3 separate regions of the Mus musculus genome follow, and regions 2 and 3 are each linked to region 1. Evidence: chromatin loops called from intact Hi-C (ENCODE). Cell type or tissue: heart. All regions are shown on one strand. Links, peaks and the distances in the headings refer to the core of each region. The heading gives the core; the rest is flanking DNA.

Evidence for each region. A loop is a pair of places that touch in the nucleus more often than their neighbours do. Peaks named below come from ENCODE experiments on the same cell type or tissue, not always from the same donor. Only the 100,000 strongest peaks of a DNase experiment are listed, where the experiment ranks them.
Region 2: a loop joins it to region 1, with 2.1 times the contacts of the local background. A loop is called at or near these places in 3 of 42 quality-filtered maps.
Region 3: a loop joins it to region 1, with 13 times the contacts of the local background. A loop is called at or near these places in 5 of 42 quality-filtered maps.

The regions. Positions count from the first base shown.
Region 1 is chr5:8,419,053-8,426,809 of GRCm38, forward strand. Dbf4 (DBF4 zinc finger) reads right to left here and starts at 3,664. Exons shown (of 12, transcript NM_013726.3): 1 at 3,415-3,664; 2 at 2,169-2,341. The coding sequence starts at 3,460. It overlaps Slc25a40 (solute carrier family 25, member 40), which reads left to right and starts at 3,786. Exons shown (of 12, transcript NM_178766.5): 1 at 3,786-3,987. In heart, for the core only: a CTCF peak has its summit at 4,667; a DNase peak (open chromatin) is centred at 3,749; H3K4me3 peaks cover 3,173 bases; H3K27ac peaks cover 2,240 bases.
Region 2 is chr5:8,618,420-8,626,176 of GRCm38, forward strand. It overlaps Rundc3b (RUN domain containing 3B), which reads right to left and starts at 4,533. Exons shown (of 11, transcript NM_001347311.1): 1 at 4,069-4,533. The coding sequence starts at 4,193. All of the region lies in intron 2 of Abcb1a (ATP-binding cassette, sub-family B (MDR/TAP), member 1A), which reads left to right. In heart, for the core only: no CTCF peak of the experiment used is centred there; DNase peaks (open chromatin) are centred at 3,902 and 4,712; H3K4me3 peaks cover 1,601 bases; H3K27ac peaks cover 1,022 bases.
Region 3 is chr5:9,157,638-9,165,394 of GRCm38, forward strand. It overlaps Dmtf1 (cyclin D binding myb-like transcription factor 1), which reads right to left and starts at 4,139. Exons shown (of 18, transcript NM_011806.3): 1 at 3,977-4,139. It overlaps Gm46901 (predicted gene, 46901), which reads right to left and starts at 3,273. Exons shown (of 1, transcript NR_166570.1): 1 at 880-3,273. In heart, for the core only: no CTCF peak of the experiment used is centred there; DNase peaks (open chromatin) are centred at 4,084 and 4,714; H3K4me3 peaks cover 2,629 bases; H3K27ac peaks cover 2,031 bases.

The DNA.
Region 1 (7,757 bases), core at 2,246-6,245:
AAAGGCGTGTGCAAATACTGCCTGGCTCTCTTTATCCTTCTTAAGTGGCTTTCATTTGGCTATTTTTCTAACAGTATAAAGGAAGGTTCACTATTATGTGAAAATTTACTGCTATACAGTTAATACTTGAATTATCACAAATGTCCTCTGTAAATTTTTAGCACAGTTTCTTTAAGACTCACAGAAAACAAATACGTGTGATCAATTAAACAATGACAACATTGGGACGATCCAAAGCAAAAGAAAATAAAAGGATAGACAGGTTAAATAAAAGTAAAAATTGGAGGAAGAGAGAACCATTGAAATAAATGACAATTTGATAAAACTGGGTTCCTTTAAATATGGACAGAAACCAGGACCTAAGGACTAAATTGACATCGAATTAAACAGCAAAGACCAGAAGTAGGTACTTTCTTTTCCAACAAGAAAAGTGGTGGACTGTGGAAGTCAGTGCTCTTTTGCCATGGCTTTGGCAGCACGTGCCCCCCCCCCCTACCTGCAAGCTACCTCACTAGCCCAGCACTTGCTTGTTCCTAAGGGGAGGGTGCAGATGCAATAAAACAAATTCTGCAGCAGAGGGTTTTCTGCATTGAAGGCAACCACAGGGATCCCAACACCTGGAGAGCTTACCTCAGGAAAACATCACTTTTATGATCAGGTTAACTCCCCTGCCACAGTGTTACAAAACTTATGTTTTCAGGATAGCCACTGAGATACTTGAAACCTTTCAAGGGTAAAATCTGACATACATAAAATCAAAATGGTCTGTAACAACCATTTGTGGTAGAAGTCATTGAAAATTTGTTTCTTGAAAGTATCTTAGGAGGTGTTGTGAGGATGGGGGAAGAAAGAAAAGGGTGGTGGAAGTGATTCCTGTGCCAGCACCAACATGACACTGCTGATTTAGTCAAAGCTCCCTTTTATGGGTTCCCAAGTTGGACTTAGAGATACAACATCGTCTGAAGCATCTGCTGTGAGAAGCACACAGGAGGGTAACGGGAGTAACTGACTGCAACACAGTTTGTATATGAATGTAACTGACCAAGAGAGAGTGGAATCCATGTGCCTTTCATAGTCAAAGTGAGATTCCATCAACTGCCTCCCAAAGAATGCAGGCAAACGTCAAGGGCAGGCAAGGAAAATATCACATTAATGAGAAACTCTAAGAAACTCGTGAAGTATTCTTGTGAATTTTCAGTCTGGGAACAAAATGTTCAAAACTGCTAACTTTCAGTCCAGCAGAAACCTCTGAAAACAGTAAAAATCATAATAACCACATTTGCTAGATTTTAGGTAACATTAACAATACACCTAAGAAATCTTAGAGTTTTGCCAAAGTTTTCTAATCATAAAAAAATGGATACAACAGGGAAGGCACTTTACTACTACTCTGTGGGGTATGTTGGCGCACACCTTTAATCCCAGCACTCAGGAGGCAGAGGCGGGTGGATTTCGGAGTTCAAGGCCAGCCTGGTCTACCAAGTGAGTTCCAGGACAGCCAGGGCTAAACAGAGAAACCCTGTCTCAAAAATTGTTCCCTCCATGACAGGTGCCTGCTCACTGAGTACTTCTCTCCTGGCACGTAAGTATACATATACACACAAGTGTACACTAGTAAATTGTATGCCACATATATAATAATTATACATATACGTGTGTGTGTATATATACACACACACATACATACATGTATAAGTATATATATATATATATATATATATATATACACATACACATACATACACGTATATGTATAAAACTAAAGAATTATTTTAACACATAACAGCTCCCCTCAGTCATCAGTCAAATGGCTCCTGGTATTTTGAAAGAAAGGGCAGGTTTACTAGGACATAGGAACCTCATTTCTTTATACCAAACCACCAATCACAGAAACTTGACATTTTATCAGGCTACAAAAGGCTTTAAAAAAAAGCCTTTATCTTCTGATGTTGGGACTTGAACACAGAAAGTCTTTCACATGTCAGCAGGTGCTAGACCACTGGGTTACACTCCCAGTTCCCAAGTGATTCACTAATAACCAATAGCTCATCAAAGCTGCTACTGCTAAATGGCTGTAATTTCCAAAATGAAATGCCCTGGTAATTTATATTACAGAACGCCAAGTATTACTTTTCTCAACTTCTGGTGGGTGTGCGGTTCTCACTTACCCCTCCGAGTTCCTTTATATCTTTTTGTAGTTTCTCACATATGGTGATAGAAGGCAAGTCAAGGTAAAATATTTTTCCCCAAAGGGGCTTATATTTGGATTTTTCCAGTCTATTATCAGCCTTCAGGGATTTCAAGGATGGTCGATTCTTTTCATTTCTGTCTTGGATGCCACCTGTGATTACAAAAGAATCAGGCAACATTTTATGCAGACAAATTTTTAATTTATTTTACAAAAAATGTTCAACAGCTTTATTGCAGAAAGGAAACATTACTAGTCATAACAAATTAAGTCATTAGAATCTAAATGTTTTCCCTAATATTACCACTTAGGATGAAGGCAAACTGTCCTGTATGGTTTCCACAAAACTCTATACTGGAGAACAAGAGCTGAATCAGCAGAAAATAGTTATTATTTACTCCTGTTCCGTGTATGAAGCAGGAATTCTATAGAGCTGTTCTGGAAAACTTACCTTCTCATGGTGTAAACGTCATGTGGGTAATTAACAGGTCGGTGAAAACCCAACACAGGTGTTTCAAATATTTAAAGCTTATTTACCTAGGTAGCCACACACACTCATCTAGAATAAACAACCTAATTCTTAGGGGTTACTAAATGCTGGCATTTTGGTTTCATAGTTTGTCTAGTACTTAAAAGAACTAGACGAGGGAGTTCATGCACTTTGTTTACATATTAAGAACCTAAGCCCACTAAGGACTATGCCATCCATCTTTTATTTTAAAAGCAGATGAGAATCAAACATCTTCTTTAAACTTTCGAAGACAACCTGCACTTTAGTACTTAGTTACTAGACACACATGCACCTCTTAGGAATTTTCCCTATAATGAAAATTTTTTATATTAAACATTGAGATTGAAATCTGCTTTTGTCTATGAGGTTGAAACACACACACATACACCTCTCCGTCTCCCTCACGAGTGACGGGAACAGTCACAAATGGGCGTGGGCGCCTCCTCCGTGGGGCCGTCGGGGACCCGCGCATTGTCTGAAGCCTGCAGCCCCGGGAATGCCGGGTCGCTCGCGGCCGAGGCGGGGAGAGCATGAGGGGCCCGGCCAGCGTCGGTCCCTCACGGAGACCAACACCGAACGCCTCGCGGGCGCCGAGAACCCACAGAAACGCAAAAGCGGCAAGAGGCCCTCCGCAGGAAGACTCTCTAGAACCCTCCGTGGAACCAGCCAGGCAGGAAACGATTAAAGGGACCGCGGCGGGGGAGGGGCTCCATACCCGGGAGAGGTGCTTTGCTGTGGATCCTCATGGTCTCGAGGTTCATGGCAGCCACCAGGCACCTACATGCTGGGTCCGCACCGGGGGCCGCATGGAACGGCCGCGAACACAAAGCTCCCAGGGCCTCCCCGGCCCCGGCTCCGGCCTCGGCCTCGGCGCCGGGCCGCGCTTGAGGGCCGGTTCCGGCGCGGAGGCTCGGAGCAGGAAGAGGCTGTAGCTCAGACCCGGGAGCCGCGGCGGTTAAAGATTTGAAAACGCGTCACGCGACCGCGGCGCCCAGACGCGCTCCCCGCCCTTCCTACGCCGGGGCCGGCCTCGCGCAGGCTCCACCTGCCCCGCCTCGCGCCCCGCGGGCCCCGCCCCCGGATGCTGACCACGCCCCCGGCGCGCCAGCCCGCGGGGCCTCAGACCCGGCTCTCCCGCGTCCTCCTCGAGTTCCGGCTCCGCTCTGCATACTTGGAGTGTGGGGCAGCCAGGGCGGTGGACGCGGTTAGCCTCGGAGGCTTCACCTCGTGGTCGACATCACCTGCTAGGCTGGCTGAGACCCGGGCCTTGCAGTCGCCTCGCCACCAGGTACTCCAGTTAACCCTGTGTGGGACGCGGGGCCGGCCCTGGGCTCCCGCCGACCTTGCAGACGGGCCGCAAAGGTCCCGGGTGGCCGCGGTGGCGGCGGGGCCGGGGTCCACCCGCCGGATCCGACTCTCGCAGCCCTTTGGGTACTTTGTTCTGTACAGACCTGTTCTTTCTCTCTGTGTGTATAATTGTCCTTTTTGTAGCAATAAAAGAGTGGAAAATGAAGTCTCAGGGTTTTTCATCTGTAAAACGGGAATACGGGATTATGGTCAAGACGAAATTCAGGCGTACGTGATTTGTTTTAATTTTGCTTTGTAAATGAGAAAATGCCTCACAAAACTTGTTTGGAGTATACTTCTGCTCTCACCCATACAGACGTTATGCTTTGTACTGTTCTGCATTTCTTAACTCCTGGCTATAATAGACACTCCTTATAGTATTGATTTTTGATGGAGTACCCTCAAGACAGTCAGTACAAATAAGTATATTCAGGCACAGACAGGTGAATTGTGAGACTATTCGCCAAAGACAACATCAAGTTGGATTAGCATTGCTAAAAGAAATGATTTTGTTTTAAACAGGTTATGGACGGAGGCTGGAGCGACAGTCATCGAACTGTCTATCTGTATTAAACTGCTTTAGACAGTCGGAGCTAATTTGTAATCTCAAGAAATGTCCGGAGGAGGGAGCCAGAAAGGGAAATATGTTGAGACATTGTACTGATGAATTTGAATTAATATACATGTGCTTAACAGACCTTGAGAAGGAGGAGCAAACATTTTTTAAAAATGAGGAGAGGATTCAATTTTCAAAGCGTAAACTACGGAAAGGAAACAGAATTTCCATGTTTGTAAACTGGTTCAAATGTTTGAGAAGCACTAATACAGAGTAGAATTAAAGCCACGAGGGAAGGGGGAATGCCTTGGAGTAGAGCTTGTGAGATGAAGTGGAGAGTCAGGGGATGAGGCAGTGCGAGTGAGGAGAGGGAGAGCAAGCTGAGTTGGAAGAGACTGGGAACAAATCTTAATAATGGTGGGGAGGAATGGAATTTTTTTACAGAATTGGTGGTCCCAGCTTCCCAGCTAATCTAGGAATTGGATAATTCCGAGGCTCCGATTTAGTCTGTGAAGAGAGTACTGGTTCTTAGCTGTTAGGGGGACTAAGGGGAATGCGCTTGGAAGCAGTAAGCCTGGAACTGAAAAATTCTAATTACTGTCATGTTGATGACTTGACTCAGCTTCGTCCCCAACCGAGTTCAAACCGGTTAAAACCTGAACTATAGGCATCTGTGGTGGCTTGGGAGGTGCCACCCACTTCCTTAAGAGTAGTTAGAATGATAATAGAGGTAATTACAATTTGAGTGGTAATCTAGCTAAGTAATAGATAACCTGTGGACCTGACCTCTATGGTGGAGCACACTGAAGAAAGAAATGATGGAGAGGAAGAGGTGGCCGAAGGGAAAGGGGGTTGTTTTCTTTTTCTTAATTTCTTTCTTCCTCTCTCTTCTCTCTCTCTCTCTCTTTGATGTTTTCAGAATTTGGAAAAGATGTAATCATGTTTCTTTGGAAAATAAAACTGGAAGTTGTTTTATGCTCTTGTGAAAGGTGATTTATATTTCTTCTGAGATAAGACAATCAAAGAGTTGGAACCATGTTAGACTCATTATGTGTCATGTAAGGTATAATTCCAAACTATGAATAAGCAAAACATCTACTCACCACCTAGGTACTAGTGTTTTTTTGTTTTTTTGTTTTTAGTCAACTCCTAGTACCCCATGGAACCCAAGTTTTACAGCAGCCACAGGAAGAAGAGTTTGGTTGTATGAAGACAGAAGTCTCTACACATCCTGTCAGTAATCAGGACTAAATGAATGTGGTTTATGTTCTTGTTTCTTGTTTTGAGACAGTCTCCCTTGTAGTCCAACCTAGCCTGGGGCTTACTGTCTAGCCTAGGCTGGCTTTGAATTCAGTAGAGATCCTCTTGCATCAGCCTCCCAAGTGCTGAAATTTCAGGAATGATGACCATGCCCACCCTAAAGATCTTGAAAATAGACTTTAATAGATTCCTTAAGATGTAAAGAAGGCTTTACATACAAGAATAAATGAATTGGTCCAGAGTTATAGTAAGAAACTGTATTAAGTCACTCTGTTAAAAACTAGAAAGCATTGAGCAGAATTTTGTGCATCCAACTTGTTTTTGTTTTATTTTATTTTTTGAGACATAGTCTCAGTATATAGCTCTGGCTGTCATGGTCTACATGTCATTATGTAGACCAGGCTGGCCTCAAACTCAGAGATCTGCCTACCTCTGCCTCCCAAGTTCTTGGATGAAAGCTCGAAGTCAACTTGTGGTCCATAAACTAAATGCATCCTAGGATAGCTATGAATGCCCAGCACATTTGTAGACGGCAACATGATGTAATGGTGTCAAAAGTTTGGACATCCCTGGAACTAAGTGAACATTTATTTGGCTGAGTCAAGAGAACTTAATTCAGTTAGTACTGGCCTAGCCTTAAAGCAATTTTATGACCCTTGGACAAGTTCTAAGAGTGTGTGTTTTTGTGTTTGTGTGCATGTGTACACGTGTGTATTCTAGACACTGAACCAGGTACTTTGTGCTTTACACTGAGTTGTATTCCCCTTTGCTCTGTAATTTCCTTGTCTGATAATGAAGTTACTATCTGTGCAGTCTGCCTCACCATTTTTGTGATTATCAAAGGAGGCCTCATTAGCTTTCTCACATCATGTCAAACATAACCAAATGCACATTTTATATTCTTGCATTTAGATGACGAATACTTTTCTAATAACGCTCTCCTGTTTTACTTCTTCCATTTAAGCCTTTCTTGCCAAAAGGTGTTTTCTTTCTTTCCTATTCATAGTAAGCCTAACTTAGACCCAGTGTTTATCTACTGCTCATTTGAGGCCTGTAATAATAATTTTAGACTTAGCTGCCAACTGTTAATGCGTATGTAACGTTGTGGTAGAAGCATTTAAGGGAGCAGAGGGTACAGCTCATGACGTCCAGGAAGCAGAGCACAGGGAGGGGACAAGACCGTAAGGTTAAAGAGAGTTTGTGAACATCAGAGTGACATGCTGCCAGTGAAAGTGTACATTAGTCTGTCGGTCTAGAAAGGAAGTTTGTATCAAAATGTGTTTGTGAGAGACAGAGTCTTGCTGTGAAGTTCAGACTGGTTTGGACCTTCCACCCTTCCTTATCTGCTCCTGATTGCAGGTGCTCACCCCCACAGCAGGCTTTGTAGTAAGGGGGTTTTGTTTGTTTAACGCTTGCTTGGTTTTGAATTCTTTGAGACTGGGTCTCCCTGGGTTTTCTGGCTGTCTTGGAAGTCAAAATGTAGACCAGGCTGGCCCTAAACTCAAAGAGATTCTCCTGTCTCTGCTTCCCAGGTGCTGGGGTTAGAGGAAGGTGTCACCACACCCTTCTCTGTATTTTTAATAGTATAGCCTTAGTTTACACTTAGGTAAGTGTAGGAAGACTACAAAAAGATACATGAATTGGATATTATATCATCATGGTTTCCCACTGAGAATTTGAAAACCTAAGTATAAGAGATTGCTTAAGCATAATTATATACTATTCTGCAAGTGCTAAAAATGACATAAACATTTATCACAGTGTTTGTTTACATGTATAGCAGAGTACTAAACATAGATAGTATTTACTGTTTTTATAAAACAGCATATGTACATATATCAATATCTATGTGTTTGTATATGTATATATGACTTCCAAAAGTAATAATATTGCCT
Region 2 (7,757 bases), core at 2,525-6,524, 200 kb after region 1:
GCAATACTCCTCCCCCTGAGTATTTTATATCTAAAACTAAGACTGCTAAAGTTCTCACATTTAACTTGTGCCTCTAGGCACACATTTATTTATCCCCTTCCCTAGTTCACAACAGCTATAGTCAGCAAGCCAACATGTGAAGTGTGAAAGCGCTTCTGGGAGCACACCTTAAAGAAACAACAGCTAAGTCAGCAGGAAGAAACAGCAGGCAGCAAAAACAAAGAACTCTAAACAACAAATCTTATGGGGCCATTTAGCTAAAGGTACTAAGGTACCTCAAGAGTCTCCAAGGACAGCCACTGCACAGTGCATATATTCATAGACATAGACACAGAAGATACTATCTGTATCCTCTCTAAAGAAGGTAAAGAAATGTGCAACCTCTTTTTTTGTTAAGTAATTTATCTAAAATTACTACATGCTGCTTATTGTGTTAAATATGAGCACTTAAATTATAAGCATAATTATACAGAAGATTGTATTCCATAGTAAGTGCTGACTGAAGCAGTATACCTGAGGGAAGAATTTTAAGCTCAAGAGTAGATACTAGTTACATATAAAATATGAGCTCTTTATTCCTTGACCACACTAAAGAAATGAGGTACTGTTCTAATCTGAAATAATACTAGTTCTCTGAAATACTATCTTGACCTATAAAAATGATGTTTCATGTTATTAAAGTATTTTAATTATAAAAATCACCATTTGTCTCTATCCTGGTTAATCTATTGTGTATTTCTTAAATCACCCTTGTCCTTTTTTTTTATCCACAAGCCAGGAAAATTGATTTTGCATAAAAAGTTCCTTTAAAATACAGTCTTAGAGTTTCTACTGCTGCAATAAAACACCATGACCAAAAAGCAAGATGGAGAGGAAAGGGCTTATTTGGCTTATACTTCCAGATCACTGTTTATCAGCAAAGGAAGTCTGGACAGGAACTCAAAAAGGGCAGCAACCTGGATGCAGGAGCTGAAGTAGAGGTCCTGGAAGGTGGGCTGCTTACTGACTTGCTCCTCATGGCTTGCTTTCTTGTAGAACCCAGAAGCACCTGCCCAGAAATTGTACCATCCATAATGGGGGATTGGAGGAGGGGGAGGCTCCTGCATCAATCACTAATTAAGAAAATGCTAGGGCCAGGAAGCCGGAGTGGGTGGGTTGGGGAGCAGGGTGGGAGAGGGTATAGGGGACTTTTAGGATAGCATTTGAATTGTAAATGAAGAAAATATCTAATAAAAATTGTTTAAATAAAAAATTAAAAAAGAAATATATAAAAAATCAGCCAAATCTAAAAAAAAAAAAAAAACAAGAAAGAAAAGAAAATGTCTACAGCTGGATCTTATGGAGGAAAATGTCTACAGCTGGATCTTATGGAGATATTTTCTCAAATGAGGATTTCACCTTTCTGATGACTCTAGCTGTGTAGCTGTGTCACGCTGACACAAAACTAGCCAGCAGACTATTGACTTAAAAGTTTGACAAAAGTTGTTTTAAAATGTTAAATATGAATATTTTAGAATTTTATATACTATTATAAACTGAAAGATAAATTAAATTTTAATTGTATTTGCCAATAAAACTAAGGCCAAAGAAATACACAGGCTTAAAAAGATATCAACTTGAGCTGTAGAGATGGTTCAGTGATTAAGAGTGCTGGCTGCTCTTCTGGAGGACTCATGTTTGTTTCCAGAACCCATGTGGCAGCTCACAACTATTTGTAACTCCAGTTCCAGGGCATCTGACACCTCTTCTGGTCTGGCCTCAGAGAGCAATTTACATACATAGAGCACAGTCATACATGTAAGCAAAACACTCATATACAATATAAAAATATTTGAAAAATGCATAAGCTTAATAACAACAGAAAAAAAATGACAAACATCTGAATTTATGTGGATAAAAAAATGTAGGTTAAAAAAGTCCAAAGGGCAGGCCCAGTATAAAGCACATGGCTCCGGAGGCTGAAACAGGAAGATCTCAGTGAATTTGAGGCAAGCCTAATCTACATAGCAAGTTTCATGCCAGTTAAGGTTACACAGCAAGGCCATGTACAGAAAAGGACGGGAGAATATGGAAAACTATATCTCAATTTTTCAAAGTTCTAAATAATGAAAAATATGTACACAAAATAGGGTAGCTAAAATCAGTGTATAAATTTTGGAGTTGTGTGTGAAAATTTAGAGTTCTCAAATAACCTATTTCCTCTCCAGTACAACCTATGAAAAAATAAACTAAATATTTATTTGGTAAGTATTATACAGTGGTTTTAGTCTACAATATATAAGAGTTCTCTGTAAAAAATTGAATTACACATACACACACAATCATAATGAACCCAAAATCAATTTAGTTCTTTTCCTGACTATCTTAAAGCCTAATTCCAAAATTCAAAACAGTAAAAAATATTGTACTTGTATATGTCATTAAATATACAGAATTGTATAGTTTTATGATATAGCACTGAAACTATATCTAACTTTTTAAGGGAAAAAACTTTACTGTGCAAGTATAAGAAATTATATGTAGTGGTTGGCAGTTTTGTTTGTTCTAGTTTTATAAATTCCCGTTTTTCCAGGACATCAATAAAGAATCACAAAATGGGACCACAATTCAAATGTTTGTTTAGAGAAAAATGCATGTGCCTCACCTATCTGCTACAAATATTTTTCTACCATTATCACCGTGCTCATATTTGGAAACATTAAAAACCAAATATGATCAAATGATGCTTGATGGCTATCATTCATTTTAAGTCCATTATTTGAAATTCCTAGAAATCTAGTCCAACATTATTGTATAGCTGACAAAACAATGAAGATAATGAGGAGATGGTACTAAGACACTAACTAATGACAACATTTGTTATGAGCTCGTTACATTTCCACTAGATCAACTTGGTCCACCTTCCAATGTTAAACCATCGGGAAGTTTGAGTCCGCTGAAGCTCTGATGCAGCATAAATGATTCAAGAAGCACAGGTTAGGCTGGAACCTGCTTTGAAACTCATTTCTTTAAAAAAATAATTTTAATATCTTTAAAAGATAAGACTACCCAACTAGCTTATTTTTCTATGAATCTAACATAGAAATTTGCCTCAATTTAAAACAATGTAATAAAGCCCATCTGTCCCAAAAGCTTGTATTCTACACAGCACAAATGATAAATATAGTCTATATTACTTTACCACTTACAATGCAAACTGTGAGCAAAGCTCTTCCTGAAAGATGAGCATTCATTAGAATCCAACTTTTTAAAAGTTGCTTAAATACTGAATGTCATTCCTACTACAGATATCTGCAATCTGCTTAAGATGCTAGCCACGATTTTACATAAGGAAAAAAAAAAATAGACATAAGCCAGAGAGGCAGGAAAGGTTTCATCATTTACCTGATAACAAGAGAATTATCAGTAGTTGATGATTAACCAGTATGATGGAACAAAATCATTTTTAACAGAGCGTATTGGCTCTGAGTAGTTACTAAGAGATGGATGCCTAGAATATTATAAGACTTAAAGAAAATTTATCAGCTTGTTCAAAATCAGTTTTTTTCTGAATTCTTGATTTATAGATAGTGATGATCTATTTCTATAATTCCTGGAGGAAGGGCTACATTTACAACCAGGAAGCACTTAAATAAATGCCCAAAAGGACTGACCAGGAGTCTTCCACAATTGCACAAGCACTGTAGTTGACAAGACTTAGATACCCAATACAGATAAGGGCCGAGGGAGAGGAGTGAAAATGCGTACGCCAACAAGCGACAGCAAGAGAACGCACAGGGATTTGGGGACATCTCAGTAACTACTACAGCAGCTGGATGCTGCTCTTCCTCCGCCCTCTTCTCCTCAGACGCAAGCTGGCCGGTTCCAAACGGTTCCTCCCCGGCTCCGCCCCGGCCCTCCCCGGGCAGCCTCCAAGCGAGGACCCTGAGACGCGAGGGCTAGCCCACGGCCTCGCGGGGAGAGGCTCCCGCCCCTCTGCAGGGCCCCGCTGGCCCGCGGACACGCGCGGCACGGGCCGCAGCGCCGAGCCCCAGCACCTCCCTCAGCCCGGCGCCCGCAGCCCCGCACCTGCACACGGTGATCAGGTTCCTCCTCTCCACCGCAGCGTTGCGGGCGCTCAGGCTCTTCTTGCCGCCGCCGCCGCCGCCGCCGCCGCGGCTCCCGCTCAGGCCCCCCAGGCTCCGGGAGGCCATGGCGGGCTCACCTCCGCGCCCCCTTTGTCTCCAGCGGTCCCGCAAGCCTCGCACACCTGTGTCCCCCGGCCTTCTCTCAACGATGGCAGCCCGCCGGGCGGGAGAGAGGCGAGGAAGGAGGCGCGGAGTAGGCAGGGTGTGGAAGGCAGTCAGTCGGGCACCGGTACCCAGGCTCCACGCGCGCGTGCACACACACTCACACACGCTCTCTCACACATACACACGCGCTCACTCACACGCACGCACGAGCCACCTCCACCCTCGCTCGCGCGCGCGCGCGCCGCCGCCGCCGTCCACGAGAGAAGCGCGCGCGGGCGGGCGGGCGGGAGGGCGGGCTCCGAGTCTCCAGGGACGCCGCACCAGCGCCCGGGCGAGCCTGTCACCCCGCAGGCCTAACCGCACGTCATTCTTCCAGCAGGGCGGAGCCGCTGAGGTGAAGCCCCCCTCCCCACGCCTGTCTCACTCAGCCCCCGCCCCCTGCACCTATGGGAACAAGGCCGCTACGGAGAGAGCCAATGACGAGAGGTGGGGGCGGGACCCGCCCCAGGAGCTTTTAAAGAGGCTCGCTTAAGCCCCGCCCTGGCGCGTGGGCCTCTGTCAGAACGCGGGTCGGCTCGTGCAGCACCTTGGTGAGCCCGGCGAGGCAGCCTTGGCTTGGAAAGCCGGCTTTGCTGTGCCTACTCCACGGTGACTGTGGTCCATAGTCACCCTGACAAGGCTAAGTTCATGGCAGATTCCTGGTCCTGAGGCTTCAGTAGCCTCAGCAGGAGAATGCCATAGTTGGGTGGGGTGGGAAGTGGGGGTTACCTAGAATAGAAGAAGAGTTCCATTTGTCCCAAACGCCCCCTTTGAACCTGACAAACAACGACACAGTGGCATCAGGGAGTGCGCCCATGGCATTTCTCTTCCCGTGAATCTGGTCAGAATTCACCTCATCTTACTCAGTGTCCAGCACAGCCTTGAAACCACATTGACCATAGAAAAACGAGTGTAGTGGGGATGTCCAGTCTTGGGTTCTGTGCAGTGAGATCTGAACTGAATTGCAGCTCGTGAGCCATGGAGGAGGTTTGTCAAGGGCAGAGGGAAATCCTGCCTTGGAGTCCCAATAAGCCCCTTGGGAGGACCACTTTGTAGTCTCTACTTCTCTGGCTTTACCTCTGGCTTTACCTATGGGAGGCTACGGGCTTGAGACCCTGACCTCTGACATTCACCTCAGACTGCCTGTAAGTATGTCCAGACTTCAGGTTTTGTTTGTTTGTTTGTTTGTTTTTAAATTTTGAAAATCTAAAATCAGGACAAAGTCTCACCTCTACCTCTTAAATATAATTATGTTAAAATAAAAATTAATTATTAAGAAAATTTCTACAAGGGAGCTAAAACCATCCAGTGGAAAAAAAGACAGCATTTTCAACAAATGGTGCTGGCACAACTGGAGGTTATCATGTAGAAGAATGCAAATTGATCCATTCCTATCTCCTTGTACTAAGGTCAAGTCTAAGTGGATCAAGGAACTCCACATAAAACCAGAGACACTGAAACTTATAGAGGAGAAAGTGAGGGAAAGCCTCAAAGATATGCACAGGGGGAAAATTCCTGAATAGAAGAGCAATGGCTTGTGCTGTAAGATCAAGAATTGACAAATGGGACCTCATAAAATTGCAAAGCTTCTGTAAGGCAAAAGACACTGCCAATAAGACAAAAAGGCCACCAAAAGATTGGGAAAGGATCTTTACCTATCCTAAATCAGATAGGGGACTAATATTCAATATATATAAAAAACTCAAGAAGGTGGACTCCAGAAAATCAAATAACCCCATTAAAAAATGGGGCTCAGAGCTAAACAAAGAATTCTCACCTGAGGAATACCGAATGGCTGAGAAGCACCTGAAAAAAATGTTCAACATCCTTAATCATCAGGGAAATGGGAATCAAAACAACCTTGAGATTCCACCTCACACCAGTCAGAATGGCTAAGATCAAAAATTCAGGTGATAGCAGATGCTGGCGAGGATGTGGAGAAAGAGGAACACTCCTCCATTGTTGGTGGGATTGCAAGCTTGTATAACCACTCTGGAAATCAGTCTGGTGGTTCCTCAGAAAATTGGACATAGTACTACCAGAGGATCCCACAATACCTCTCCTGGCCATATATCCAGAAGATGTTCCAACTGGTAATAAGGACACATGCTCCACTATGTTCATAGCAGCCTTATTTATAATAGCCAGAAGCTGGAAAGAACCCAGATGCCCCCCAACAGAGGAATGGATACAGAAAATGTGGTACATTTACACAATGGAGTACTACTCAGCTATTAAAAACAATGAATTTATGTAATTCCTAGGCAAATGGATGGACCTGGAGGGCATCAGCCTGAGTGAGGTAACCCAATTACAAAAGAACTCACATGATATGTATTCACTGATAAGTGGATATTAGCCTAGAAACTTAGAATACCCAAGATACATTTTGCAAAACACATGAAACTCAAGAAGAACGAAGACCAAAGTGTGGACACTTCCTTCGCCCCTTCTTAGAATTGGGAACAAAACACCCATGGAAGAAGTTACAGAGACAAAGCTTGGAGCTGAGATGAAAGGATGGACCATCCACACCCGGGGGTCCATCCCATAATCAGCCACCAAACACAGACACTATTGCATAAGCTAGCAAGATTTTGCTGAAAGGACCCTGATATAGCTGTCTCTTGTGAGGCTATGCCAGTGCATGGCAAACACAGAAGTGGATGCTCACAGTCAGCTTTTGGATGGAACACAGGGCCCCCAATGGAGGAGCTAGAGAAAGTACCCAAGGAGCTGAAGGGATCTGCAACCCTATAGGTGAACAACAATATGAACTAACCAGTACCCCCAGAGCTCGTGTCTCTAGCTGCATATGTAGCAGAAGATGGCCTAGTCGGTCATCATTGGGAAGAGAGGCCCCTTGGTGTTACAAACTTTATATGACCCAGTACAGGGGAACTCCAGGGCCAAGAAGTGGGAGTGGGTGCGTAGGGGAGGGGGGTGGTATAGGGGACTTTCGGAATAGCATTTGAAATGTAAATGAAGAAAATACCTAATAAAAAATTGGAAAAAAAAAAGAAAATTTCTAGAGCAAAGGATGGTGGCATACTTCTACAACCCCAGAATTCTGATAATATAGGTAGAAGGAATACCTTGCTTTGTTTTGTGTTGTTGTGTCCAAACTATCTGACATACAGTTTGAGAAAGGAAGCGCTTATTTGGGTACATGCTTCAGAAGTTTCATGGCATGGAAGGGTTTAGGAGAGCACTGAAGCTGACTTCAAATCTGAGAGGATGTGGAGTATGGAAATCCATCAGGGATAAGACAACTAACTCCAGGACCTTCTCTCAGTGACCTGCTTCCTCCAAGTAGGTCCCACTGTCCAAAGTTTTCACAACCTTCCAAAATAAAACCACCAGGTGGGGACAAACATTTGAGGCCTGTGCCTCTGAGGAACATTTCAGATGCAAATTGAACACTAGGCCCTGTCTCAAAAAGATATAGGGAGTAGGAAGATGTCTGAAGTCAAACGGTAGGCAACC
Region 3 (7,757 bases), core at 2,525-6,524, 740 kb after region 1:
GGGGCTCATCATACATCAGTCCAGACCCTAAGTCTTGGGTACTCCAGAATCCAGCATTGCTGGCAATAGACTCTTTGCCTATTCAGGATTCCTATCCAGGTAGAGCAAAAGATTCCCTACTAGCAGTAACAGCTCTGGACTCTTGGAAATCCTTCTGTATACTTTGTGAGAAAGTCTGAAAAGCAGATTTATAAATCAAGATAAAGATTGAACTATGTATGTACATAATTACCATTGAAAGATGGTAAGCCAATACTAACATATCATCAAGTGTCAATAGGTTGTTAAATGGAATTTAATGTAATGCTTTAATTGCTTTAAGTGTTGATTTAATTATCAATGATGCTGTAATTGAATAAAGCAAATTACATGGTAATGTGGATGATTTTAAATAAAGTATGTAACTTCATACATGGCCTGATAATAAAATTGAATTGCCTATCTAATCTACTTAACAATGATATAAGAACTTAAGTGTTTGATTATATTCTAAGATATCTTCTCAAAACAGCACTTTTGTAAAACACAATCTGATTTTTAAATACAAATTATCACCAAGTTCTTTCCACTAGTTCATATTGAAATCACATTTCCATACTAAATACTAAAATACACTAGGCAATGAATAAACCTAAAACACATTAATAAGACACATTTCTTTGACATAAAACACCTTACAGTGAGGGAAGGGTTAGATTAAATGCCGCTGTTAGAAGAAAATGGCCTCACTGTTGGTATAGCCAAAAATGGTGTTTTAAAAGGTATGACGTAAAAAGTGTATATAGGACCTGCCACGATACTTGTTCTTGACAACTTCTTTCTGGAATTTAATTATGGAGTGGGCTATCTTTCCACAAACTAGAAAAAAGGCAGACACAATAAATAGATTCCTTTTATTGAAGTTGAACCAATTTACCCTTATGGTATCAAAGCAAACAAACTAATTTTTATTAATTTTGATTACAAGAATTCTCTGCACAAAGCAAAATTACCATCAAGACAAATGTAGAAATGATACAAAAGGCATTAAACTCCACATGTCTCTGTACTTCACTGAGATAACATTTGGCTCTAGGTTTATTTATGTACCACCTTAGTTGAAACTGTGTCTCATTTAAGCATACAAATTACTAATCCTTTCAAGAGGAGTTATGGCAAGAAGAGAATGTACTCAATTAGTAAAATGAGAACTCCCGGCTTGAGAGAACATTAGCATAGTCTCTACAAACACTGGAGGTTGGTTGTGTGGAGAGATGGCTAAGATGATCACTACAGAATCCTCCTTAATCTGGATGCTCTTCTAAAGTCTTGGTATGTTTGCAACTGACAGATATAAACTTACAGAAAGTCTCCCAGTTCCTCAATACTTTCCAAAAACACTTGGCTCTCGCCTTAACCTAATGTTTACAGCCAGGCTGTACATACTTAGTTGGGTTGCGTGTTTCTTATTAAGCATGTATCCTCATCGATGCTAATATAAACTACTGCAAATCAAGAGACTAAGATGAAAACTGTGGAGTTTTACGACAATATTCCATCTTTGAAGAGACTGAACTTTTGCTAGTTCTTTCAGCCAAGCTACTAACATGCTCAAGAACATTTAATACTATGTACTTAGCCACTATCCTTCTGTGTGCTCAGCCTGTTTAAGTTTAATCCTCCTTTATGATAACAATGTAGTCAACCGGGCTGGTGAGATGGCTCAGCGGGTAAGAGCACTGACTGCTCTTCCAAAGGTCCTGAGTTCAAATCCCAGCAACATGGTGGCTCACAACCATCCTCAACGAGATCCGATGACTTCTTCTAGTGTGTCTGAAGACAGCTACAGTGTACTCACATATAACAATAAATGAATCTTTAAAAACAACAAAAATACCAAAAAAATGTAGCCAACCTTATAATGCTGTGGATTTCCCACGTATGTTGGAATTAGCTATTCCAACATAAGCTGAATGCATAATTTTAATCATATTATGTATTTGTCCATGGTCCTGACCCAGAATAATTTGTGAATATTCTGATCATCATTGCTGAAAGCAACCAACAGGTTGAAAGCAACCCCAAATAAAACATATTTACTATAAATATTGAATGCTAAATATGGATATAGTTTGATAACATGGTTTAGTTCTTTCCCAAACATTTTCTGTGCTATTTAATAAATGCAAAGCAAGGCCTTTGTTTGGGACAGACACAGAATGATATAGGCAAGCACAACTTGAAAGAGAGAAAGAAAGGAAGAAAAGACCAACCAGAGGACACTAGTAACTATTTTCCAGATACACTCTATTTCCAACCTCAAACCTTAAGACTAAAACTGATTTCCTCCTTCGAAAAGTTAAAACCTGAATACTTGGAAAAAAGTGTATTTTGTATGTATCCCCCAAACTGCTAAACATACAGATATGACAAGAAAATGGTAACAATACCAGGTGTCTCCCTCAACTGAAAGAGTCAGTGGACCAGGCAGGTTTCTAGATCATCCCCCTGAACAACAGTTTGGGTAAGACTATCATAATCTAAAGTAATGAAGAAACGTTAGCTTACTTGATGGTACTCAAAAGCACCAGGGAAAGACAGTAGTGGGATAAAAGCATAAAATAATAAATAATATTCTTCATATAGATAGGAGTGTTTTTTCACGTCTGTGGAGAATATCATTAGTCTCTCACTGACCTGGTACACTCAACATAACAATCTTTGAAATGGATTTTAAGTTTGTCTAAGTTTAACCAAATATACAAAATTGTATCACTATTCTACCACAGTAAAAAGCTAGTAATATTTTGTTATTATAGTTGTTTTAAATGTTATAGTAAATTACTCGAATTATTAAGGTAAATTTAAGACTGGCCTAAAGAAATTTGCAGTACCAGAAATAGAAAATCTATAAGGAAAATAGCCTTTGATGTTTGTAAAACTTTCAATATAATCAAAGGTCTTTTCTTTCTTAATTTACAGCCTAAAAGCCACAAAAGTTATTTACAACACGAAAATATAGCTCTAATTAATAAAAGTCAGTACATCTAGCTTAAGACATAACACATCACAAACAGTACTGAAATGCATTTTTCTTTGGAGGTTGTCCCAAAGGAAGTCTAGCTGTCAGAAAGAGGTACAAGGGCTGACAAAAGCAATCACGGGCTATCACTCTTTCTTTAGCTACACCGAAGTCTTTAACTATAAAAACATATGCTGTATCACTGAACAGCACAGGATGGCACTGGACCACTTCTTTCGGAGTAAAACTCGTTAAGGTTGCGGGGAGATTCTCAAAAAAAAAAAAAAAAAAAAAAAAAAAAGTTCTTGCTAGAGGGCCAAAGAGGGTTTTGAAACGCTAAAGGTCTGCTCCGCACGATCCTGACAATTACTAGTTGGCTGGGCCAGGACTCTCCCCGCACCCCAGGCCACGTCCCGCGCGGTCTCTAAAGAGAAAGTCCGACTGGCAACCATGACTTCCTTCGCTGAGTCCAACCGGCGAGGGGCTCACGGGCCAAACGAGCCGAGGAGAAATGGTGGGCTTGGGACGACCCCCGCCCCCACTGCCCTGCCCACCCCACCCACGCAGCCGAGGGGGCTCAGTGCACCCCAGCCAAGCCAGGCTGGCAGCTCCGCCGCCCAGCACGCACACGCCCGCGGGGCCCCCGGCGCCGTCCTCCGCGACTCGGGCCCACCCCCAGGGGTCCCGGCGCCATTTAGTTCCTCCAGCCCGCCGCCATTTTCCGCCCCCACCGGCTCGCCGCTGCGCCCCAGGGATCGCTCGGGAGTTCCAGCCGCCAGCGGCCGCTTGAGCCGGCGACGGAGACCGCGGGCGCGGCGTGCGGGGCCTGCCGCGGCGGCTAAGCGAAGCCCGGACTCCGACCCCGCCCGCGGCACCCAGCCGGCGACAGCCAAGGCCCGCGAAGGGGCCGGCTCGGCCGCACTGGGCGGAGCGGCTGCGGCGGAGGCCCGGACCTGAAGGTTCCATCGCACTTACTTCCTGTTTTGGGTCCGGGCACTTTGGAAGAACCAGGATGGAGGCTCCAAAAAATACCAGGATGGAGGAAGCAGCCGCGGGAGAGAGTGGCTGCAGCTGGGGTGAGCGAGCGCAACCAGCCACCGGAAACGGAGCCGCGAGGCCGCGCCCCGCCCCCGCCCTCCCAGCACCCCCCCTGCGGCCCGCCTCTCCTGGGGGGCGGGCCCGCGCGCCACCCCCGACGTCACTTCCGTCTGCGTCGGCAAGCTGATGGGTTGCTGCGGAATCGAGCGCCATTCTCAGCGAGCGATAGGGTCGGACGGTCGCCGTCGAGCTGTGGCGGGTGATAGACGTAAAGGAGGGTCTTTCCCTTGGCAGGCGTCTGCACCATCTGTCTTTTAGTTTCCGCAATCTCCGAAGCGAAGAGGGAGCGGTGTGTCTCTATAATTCTTGTGAAAGGTGACCTCCGTGAGTGTGACCTCGCTTTTAGGAGACTACAGTTCTTTATGCATTTAAAGTTCAGTGCTGGTAGCTATGCCGAGTGCAGCTCTATTTTCTGGATTCTTAGAGATGAACAAAATAGAAGCCCTGTTCCCATGCCAATCTTTAAGAATCAGGTTCATACATGAATAGATGCATTTTGACCATATTTACTCCTTCCTATCCACTCCAACTCCTCCCCGTGTTTTCCCTGACATGCCCCCGACTCAAATTCATGTCCTATTGTAGGGGTGTATTTCTGGGTACACACATGTAGCCCAGATGTACTTCAGTGTAGGGCTGCGCCCCGCTTGGACGTGGGAAAACAATCTGATCTCTTCAGGAAGGAAGTTGACTCTTCCTCAGCAGTCTTGACTGCTTGTAGCTCCCTAGCCAGAGATGGAACCTTGTTCGCCATCCATGCTGGAATGTGGAGTGGAGTGGTGGTATGCATGGGACCACAGCTGCTGAGTGGTGGGTGTTAAAACAGAAGTCTTCCCATTCCCCTGACTCTTTCAAGTTTTCTGCCCCCCATCTTCAGCAACGCTCCTATACCTTTGGTGTAAGGATTGCATTATAAAAACCCACTTAGGGATAGGCATTCTACAGTCACTTAACTGCACACTGGTCAGATGTGGTTTTCTGCCATAAACACTGCTACAAAAAGTGCAGACTCTATGATGAGAACATCAAAAAAGTTGCCTTTTGCCCCATGCTGGGCACAATTGTTCGAACCTATTAATTTCAGCAGAGAAGAGGTTGAGGCAGAAAGAAGACTGGATTTTGAGGCAGTGTTGGCTACATAGAACACATCTCAACCAAACCAAACCAACCCAAAAGTTCTAAGATACACAATTCTGAGCATTGGGGTTCCTATTGGTGTTGCTTTTATGATTCAGCAGATACACGTTATACTTTGCTTTCCTTTCACTACTAGTGATACACAAAGTCCCATTCCTAATCAAGAAGCTGTTTGCAAATGGTAGATCTGGGGAAAGGGAAAATCATTTTTTCCCCCCAGGGGAGTGAAATTAGATGTATCAGGCATACTCTTAAATCAAGCAAGGTTCATAGGAGTTGATGGCCAATGCAATTTGGAATCACAAGTTTTTTACAGCAGCTTTATTCACATTTGCCAAAACATGCAACCAACCAAGAGGCTAACCAGGAGGTGAATGAATAAACAAGCAGGCACATCTATTCAACAGAACTTTATTTGGCACTAAAGTAGTGAAGAATTAAAATATATGTTACGTAGTAAAGAAAAATCATCCAAAAATTGATGTATGCTAAGACTATGCCATTCTGATTGTCTTATTTTTCTACTGTTATGAAGAGACACCATGGTGAAGGCATTTTACAGAAGAAAGTTTTAATTGGGGCTTGCTTACAGTTTTAAATGATGAGTTTATAATCATCACGGACGGAGGGGAGCATGGCTGCAGGCAGGTAGGAATGGGGCTTGAACAGTCCTTGAGAGCTTACATTCTTAATTGCCGAGCCATTTGGGTATGTGTAGGCTTCTGAAAGCTCAAAGTCTGCACCCAGTGGCATGCCATTTCCAACAAGGCCACACCTAATCCTTCCCAAAGAATTTCACCAACCAGAGACCAGACATTCAAACATGTTAGCCTGCAGGGGCCATTCTCATTCAATCTGCCAGTGGTGATATTCTGTAAAGGGCATTGCTATGGAGACAGTAAAATTAGTGCATCCAGGGGTGGAGAAAATGAATAATGTGCGGGGGTTCCTATAGCATCAAGGGCTCTGTGTGCTGCTGAAATAGCATGCCTTTATAGTTGCAGCAAAACCCACAGGTCTGATAGATAAAATAGAATGAACTCTAACATAAACTATATCTTCTGTATTAATGGTGTGTCAGTATAGGTTCATTCGTTATAACAAATGCCCACTCTTGATTGTGTGTGTGTGTGTGGGAAGCCGTGAGGTATGTAGGAATTTTCTCTACTTCCTGCTTAATTTTGTGAATGTTAAAAAAAGTCTTTGTTAAAAAATGCTAAGAAAGGGCTAAATAACCCTGAACTTGAATAATGTAAGTCAACATTCTCTGTGTTCCTGTGTGTTGTTCATATGTGTTAAACTCATGTAATCAAATACTTAATTGAAGGTTCTACAAGTGAGTAACATTTTACTCAGGAACCAAATGCAGTTGTAGAGTGTGTCCAGGTCACACAAGCAAGGGGTACACTCAAAATTGTAGCCTACTCACCCTGCTCTATTTCAAAAATATACTTTGGCAAGTGTCACCTCATGATGAAAACAAAACATAGCCAGGAGCTGGAGAGATGGCTTAGTGGTTAAGATTACTGACTGCTCTTAATATATATATATATATATATATATATATATTTATAAATATCTTCACTAAGCCAAAGTAGTAGTCACACTTAAATTTCAGACTTCCAGCTTATTCTTATCCACAGAATCTTAGGTAAGCTTGCACTCTACTGACATACAAGATACGGAGGGAGACGTATGGAGGACAGGGTATAGAGCTTCCATGCCATCTTTAGATGTGTCACATTCCGAAAGTGTATATATCTTAAGATATCCAGAAGCGATTCAGAACCCTACCCTGGGTTTATGGAGGCCATATTCAAATGTGTGATTGTGCAAAAGGGTATGATCAGAGGCTAAAACTCTTGAGTCAGAAAATCTAGCAAGGCTTGTAGATTTAGTTCTTTTTGTTTCTTTTTTTTTAATATGCAAAAATTTATTTGACCAAGATGTAGAAAAAGTGATACTATTATGTATGATACAATAGCAAGAACGTAAAGAACAGAGTATATTTTATCAATTGCACAGTTTGCTCAAAGTTCATCTCCCTGGTAGTGTGATGCTTAATAAATAGGAGTGAGGCGCAGGGTTCAGATAAGCTAGAAGCAGGGTGACTTTCAGTCGGGACTGTAAACTTGAGTTGGCCCCGCACTGCTGGGGAACGTGGAATGTTAGAGTGTGAGATGTTAACTGAGAAAGGAAAACTACAAAGCCAAAAAAGGAAAAAAAAAAAAAAAGTGCAGCCTACAGAGCACCTCACATCCAATTCAATCCGGAGGTCTTGGTCTTTTATTAGTGTCATTCCCGAAGGAATTCAAGTCTTGGCAAAGTCAAGCTTCCATTTGTTGTTCCCGGAACAATGGAGATGAAGTTAAGCCAATTTCTTTTTCCTTCAGTACTTTGCTGCTGGAAAGACCTTTTGTTGCCCAACACTTGGTAATACAACAATGCTCAATGTATTGAAGGCTACTAACCTTCGCTGTGTAGCTCTGGCTGAAAAGGGTTGGACTCTGCCATAGTCCCT